2 separate regions of the Homo sapiens genome follow, and region 1 is linked to region 2. The links are chromatin loops, found by intact Hi-C in ENCODE. Cell type or tissue: psoas muscle. All regions are shown on one strand. Each heading gives the region's core, and the rest is flanking DNA. Links, peaks and the distances in the headings are about the cores only.

What was found. Peaks named below come from ENCODE experiments on the same cell type or tissue, not always from the same donor. Only the 100,000 strongest peaks of a DNase experiment are listed, where the experiment ranks them.
Region 1: a loop joins it to region 2, with 4 times the contacts of the local background. A loop is called at or near these places in 28 of 110 quality-filtered maps.

The regions. Positions count from the first base shown.
Region 1 is chr15:92,802,593-92,805,507 of GRCh38, reverse strand. No RefSeq gene overlaps it. Among named protein-coding and RNA genes, the nearest start is that of CHASERR, 79 kb to the left of the region's middle. RefSeq lists an enhancer at 1,017-1,066. In psoas muscle, for the core only: no CTCF peak of the experiment used is centred there; a DNase peak (open chromatin) is centred at 1,607; H3K27ac peaks cover 2,500 bases.
Region 2 is chr15:93,003,842-93,006,756 of GRCh38, reverse strand. CHD2 (chromodomain helicase DNA binding protein 2) reads right to left here. Exons shown (of 39, transcript NM_001271.4): 34 at 2,006-2,140. Among named protein-coding and RNA genes, the nearest start is that of RGMA, 84 kb to the left of the region's middle. In psoas muscle, for the core only: no CTCF peak of the experiment used is centred there; a DNase peak (open chromatin) is centred at 1,385; H3K27ac peaks cover 2,350 bases.

The sequences.
Region 1 (2,915 bases), core at 184-2,683, 200 kb after region 2:
CTAAAATTACAAAAATTAGCTGGGTGTGGTAGCGTGTGCCTGTAATCCCAGCTACTCTGGGGGTGCTGAGGTGGGAGGATCGCTTGAGCCCAGGAGGTCGAGGCTTCAGTGAGCCCAGATGGTGCCATTGCACTCCAGCCTCGGCAACAGAGTGAGACCCAGTGTCAACAAATATATAAGTAAACAAATAAATAAATACATAAAGTACTTGCCTGTAGGCTTGTTGTGAGGTTGGATTGTGTCACGGTATATACCTTATTTGGAATATTGCTTGGCACAGTCATTGTTAGATAAATAAAAAAAATCAAAAGAGATGTAGAAATAGAAGTTTGATGAGAGTTCAGAGGAAAAAGATTTCTTTTTCTTTTTTTCCTGAGGCGGAGTCTTACTCTGATTCCCAGGCTGGAGTGCAGTGGCACGATCTTGGCTCACTGCAACCTCTGTCTCCTTGGTTCAAGCGATTCCAGAGGAGAAAGATGTTAATGTTTGTTTTGTACCTAGAACCTCATCGCTGGATGGGATTGTAAAGATCTGTGACTATTTTACACATTTGTTCTTTTTTTTTTTTTTTTGAGACAGAGTCTTGGTCTGTTGCCCATGCTGGAGTGCAGTGGTGTGATTTCGGCTCACTGCAACCTCTGCCTCCTGGGTTCAAGTGATTCTCCTGCCTCAGCCTCCTGAGTAGCTGGGATTACAGGTGCACGCCACCAAGCCTGGCTAATTTTTGTATTTTTAGTAGAGACGAGGTTTCACTCTGTTGGTCAGGCTGGTCTCGAACTCTGACCTCAGGTGATCTACCTGCCTCGGCCTCCCAAAGTGCTTGGATTACAGGTGTGAGCCACTGCACCTGGCCTCCCATTTATTCTTAGCAGTAACAGTTGGTCCCTGAAATTAGGAAACTGACTCTATTGTGATCTTCCAAGAGCTACATTGTCCAGCCCCTGGGCCTGTACATCCTTATGGAGTGAAGACTGACAGTTTTCCCTTAGGTCAGTGGAGCTACAGTGGCGTGTTGGAGTCAGCTGCTCAGAATGATGATGCACTTTTCTTTCCAACTTTGGTTTCAATGACATCATGTTGGTAGCTTGAAACTGGCCATAGCAGGGGTATTTACACCACAGGAATAGGTAAACACTACATATTAAGGCTTTTCCCCTTGGAGATGCCTTGTTAAATATTTACCAACACTCCACTGCCTGTTACAACACAGCAAAAGCCCCTCTGAGAGAAGGCCAGAGAATGTACCTAACTCCTCCCAGGTTGTCCAGTGTTTCATTGTCCCTGGACTGAAGAGTCCCTCAGTGGCCTTTGCTGAGATATTTCAACACCCTAGTCTCTTAAACTGTAAACAAAGGAGAGTCATGAGTTATTTCTGGGTGAGTCAGTCCAATATTGCACAAGCATTTCTGGGGGTAGTAGAGGGGAGGCAAGAGGGAAACTGGGTAGGCTGGGGAGCTATCTAACTGCCCAAGACACTTGAATCCTAAACAAACGGGAACTAAATGAGAGGTGGGAGGGACATAGTCTTTTCTGACGGGAACTGTCTGTGACTCATTCTCTTTCAGGAGTCAGAAACTCCAAAACCTGTGGGAGTGGGGAGGGGCGAGCAGTGCGGTTTTTAGAGAGGTGTGGAGTTATTATAGGGACTCTTAAAATTCTTCTCCCTTGCTCAGTGTGGTGACTCATACCGGTAATCCCAGCACTTTGGAAGGCAGAGGCAGGAGGTTTGCTTGAGCCTAGAAGTTCAAGACCAGCCTGGGCAATGTAGCAAGACCCCAACTGTATAAAAAATAAAAATAATTAGCCAGACATAGTGGTGCATGCCTGTAGTCCCAGCTACTTGGGAAGCTTAAAAATCTACCTCCATTTAACCTGGTAGATTTGGGGATGTGTGTGGTGGGCTGAATAATGGTCTCCCAGTGATATCCCAATATGTGGAAACTGAATGTTACTTTATCTGGCAAAAACAACAAAAACCAAAACACAGGCAGGGCAAGGTGGCTCACACCTGCAATCCCAGTGAGACTCTGTCTCAAAGAAAAAAAAAAACAAAAAAACAAAACCCCAACAACTAGGGCTTTGCAAATGTGCAGGTGTGTAAGTTAAAGATCTTACTTTTAAAACAATTTTATTTTAGGGTGTGGTGGCTCACACCTGTAATCCCAGCACTTTGAGAGGCCGAGGTGGGCAGATCACCTGAGGCTGGGAGTTCGAGACCAGCCTGACCAGCATGGAGAAACCTTGTCTCTACTAAAAATACAACAAAGTTAGCCGGGTGTGGTGGCTCATGCCTGTAATCCCAGCTACTTGGAAGGCTGAGGCAGGAGAATCACTAGAACCCAGGAGGCGGAGGTTGTGGTGAGCCAGGATCGTGCCATAGCACTCCAGCCTGGGCAGCAAGAGCGAAACTCCGTCTCAAAAAAAAAAAAATTATTTTATTTTATTTTATTTTGAGATGGAGTCTTGCTTTGTAGCCCAGGCTGAAGTGCAGTGACATGATCTCGGCTCACTACGCCCAGCTTAATTTAAGGATCTTGATGCCGGGCACGATGGCTCACGCCTGTAATCCCAGCACTTTGGGAGGCCGAGGCAGGTGGATCACTTGAAGTCAGGAGTTCAAGACCAGCCTGGCCAACATGGTGAAACCCCACCTCTACTAAAAATTCAAAAATTAGCCGGGCATGGTGGCACATGCCTGTGGTCCCAGCTACTTAGGAGGCTGAGGCAGGAGAATCACTTGAGCCCGGGAGGCGGAGGATGCAGTGAGCCAAGACTGCGCCACTGCACTCCAGCCTGGGAAACAGAGCGAGACTCCATCTCAAAAAAAAAAAAATATCTTGAGATGGGGAGATGATTTTGGATGATCAGGGTGGGCCTTAAGTGTTATCACATGTATCTTCCTAAGAGGGAGGCAG
Region 2 (2,915 bases), core at 195-2,694:
TGGGAGGCTACGTAGGACAATGGTTATGGACCCAACCTCTCATGCCGAACTGCCTGGGTCAAAACTGTGTTCTATGTCTTAGCTGTGTGACACAGGGCAAATCACTTAACTCTCTTCACCTTATTTTTAAATATGTAAAATGGAAACACTAACGTACCTCACAGGAGTGTTGTGGAAAAAATATATATAAAGCACATAAACAGTAACTGGCTATTAATGTGAGCTATTATCATCTTTACAGACTTAAGCAGTAAAACTCTAGAACCACACGTTAAGTATAAACATCGAATTCAGAATCATGGTTACGTCTGGGAGGTAAGAGAGAGAGAAAAGGCCGGGTGCGGTGGCTCACGCCTGTAATCCCAGCATTTTAGGAGGCTGAGGTGGGCAGATCATGAGGTCAGGAGTTCTAGACCAGCCTGACCAACATGGTGAAACCTCATATCTACTAAAAATACAAAAGTTAGCCGGGTGTGGTGGTGCGCATCTGTAATCCCAGCTACTCAGGAGGCTGAGGCAGGAGAACTGCTTGAACCGGAGAGGCAGAGGCTGCACTGAGCCGAGATTGAGCCACTGCAATCCAGCCTGGGCAACAGAGCAAGACTCTGCCTCAAAAAAAAAAAAAAAAAAAAGAGAGAGAGAGACAGAAAAAGCATAGGTTGAGAGGGAGGAACACCAAGGGATTCAGCTTTATATTTTGAGTCTTAAAAAAATTCAGATTTGACAAAACTTCATGGTATATTTATCAATGACTATTATATCCCTGAAATTTCTCTGCATCTTTTAAAGATTTCATAATATAAAAACAAGATTAAATGAGTCATTTGTAAGAGCATTTTTTAAATATCATGGTACCATAGAACATTAGATATCATTTTCTCTTATAAACACTCGGAAAAGAAAGACTAGGAAACAGATTGGTTAGCTGGCTATGTAATTAGTTTATTCATTTATTCAATTTACTCATTTATTGATATACTTCTAGCATCTAAATGACCTTTATATAAAACAATACTTGTCCTCAGAGAGCTCACAGGCAAAAAAGAGACTTAAGAAAACAGAGTTAAGTGCAAAGAAAACAATATCTATATACATACGTGTATAGGTTTTAGAGAACTCAGAGAAAGAAGTCAGAGAGAGGTTACAGGACAGGGTCAACAGGGTCCTTTGCTGCCACAGGATGGAAGTATTTTCAAATTTGAAAGAAAACCGCTTTTTCTTTCAGCCTGAATGAGCCGTTTGATTAATGGATTTGTGGAAGTATGGGGAGAAGAGACCACAGAGAGGTGGGGAAGGGATGGTGGCACAGTGAAATCTATACCTGCAGCTCCAGCCAGGGGCAAAGGGACCTTGAGGACACACTGGCCTGTATCCAATCCCGTGCAAGACCTGGTCCATGCACTCGCTCCCCATCGCCTTGCCCTCCCCTCTTCTCCTGTTACCTTTTATTCTTCCTTCAGAACCCAACTCAAACATCACTTCCTTACACAAGCCCTCCTGGCAACCCCTGACTAGGTCAAATTCCCTTCTCACAGGATCTCCACAGTATGCACTCTCTCTCCTCCAGAGCCCTGTCACAGGGGCACCAACATGATTTGTGTAGTTATCTAACTCCCCTACTCCAATGTACAGTTTACGATGATAGAAATGGTTATCTATTCAACATGGTAACTCTGGGGGCTGGAACACAGAAAACATTCAATAAATACTTGCTCAGTGAACACTTCTCTTTCCCAAATGCCTCTAAGGGCCCTGAGAGCCTCTCTTAACTAGGAGCACAAGACATGAAATCCACTCCTTAAACTTCCCCTCAATAAAAGACAAGAAAATCTCTTCCTGCCAGCCTGCTGAAGAGCACATGGTCTTCCGATACTGTAAGCAATGTGTTTCCCAAGTAATGTACTATTGCTTAGCTCAACTGAAGCTCTGGCTGGACCTATAAAAGGCAGAGCCACAGCAAGTACCGCGGCTGCAGACACTGGCACCCCCCGATTTCAAGACTTACTATGCTGAATGTCTCCTGGTCCAGATCATCATCCTCATCCTCTCCAATGGGGACAGGTTCACTTCCTGCTGTAATATGGACAGGACCCTGAGATCGCTTTGATTTACTCGAAGATTTGGCATCACCACTTTTAGGCTTTTAAAAAAGAGTTACAAGGAGTCATTGTCATTTGTGCAATCCTACCGTGCGATTTAGGTTTCTTACCTATGTTGTGTTATTAAAATGGGTAAATATGATGGTCTCAGTTTATTTTTTAAAAAGTAAAATAAAATCCTGAAACATCATGAAGACAAACCTGTCTGATTAGCAGCTTACTCACACATTATTCCCATTTCCATCTCTAAATGTACCCAATTATAACTTCAATTTCATCAGTGCTATTTTTGGGCTTCTTACTCCTTTATCCATAAAATGCACAGAAATGTCATCAAGAGGTTAAGCTTGTAAATTGGCAGAACTCTCTAGAGTATCATGTAGCAACCTTTATTAACAGCATACCCTTTGGTTTAGGAATCTGTATTAACTACATTATTGTAAATGAACTCTATACAAATCTCAATTACATTGAAGGAAAGGTTGCAGAAGAATATATAAAATGACTTCAGGTACTTTTTTTTTTTTTTTTTTTGAGACAGATTCTCGCTCTGTCATCCTGGCCGGAGTGCAGCGTCATGATCTCGGCTCACTGCAACCTCTGCCTCCTGGGTTCAAGAGATTCTTCTGCCTCAGCCTCCCAAGTAGCTCAGATTACAGGCGCACGCCACCACACCCAGCTATTTTTTGTATTTTTAGTACAGACGGGGTTTCACCATGTTGTCCAGGCAGGTCTCAAACTCCTGACCTTGTGATCTGTCCACCTCGGCCTCCCAAAGTGCTGGGATTACAAGTGTGAGCCACTGCGCCTAGCTTG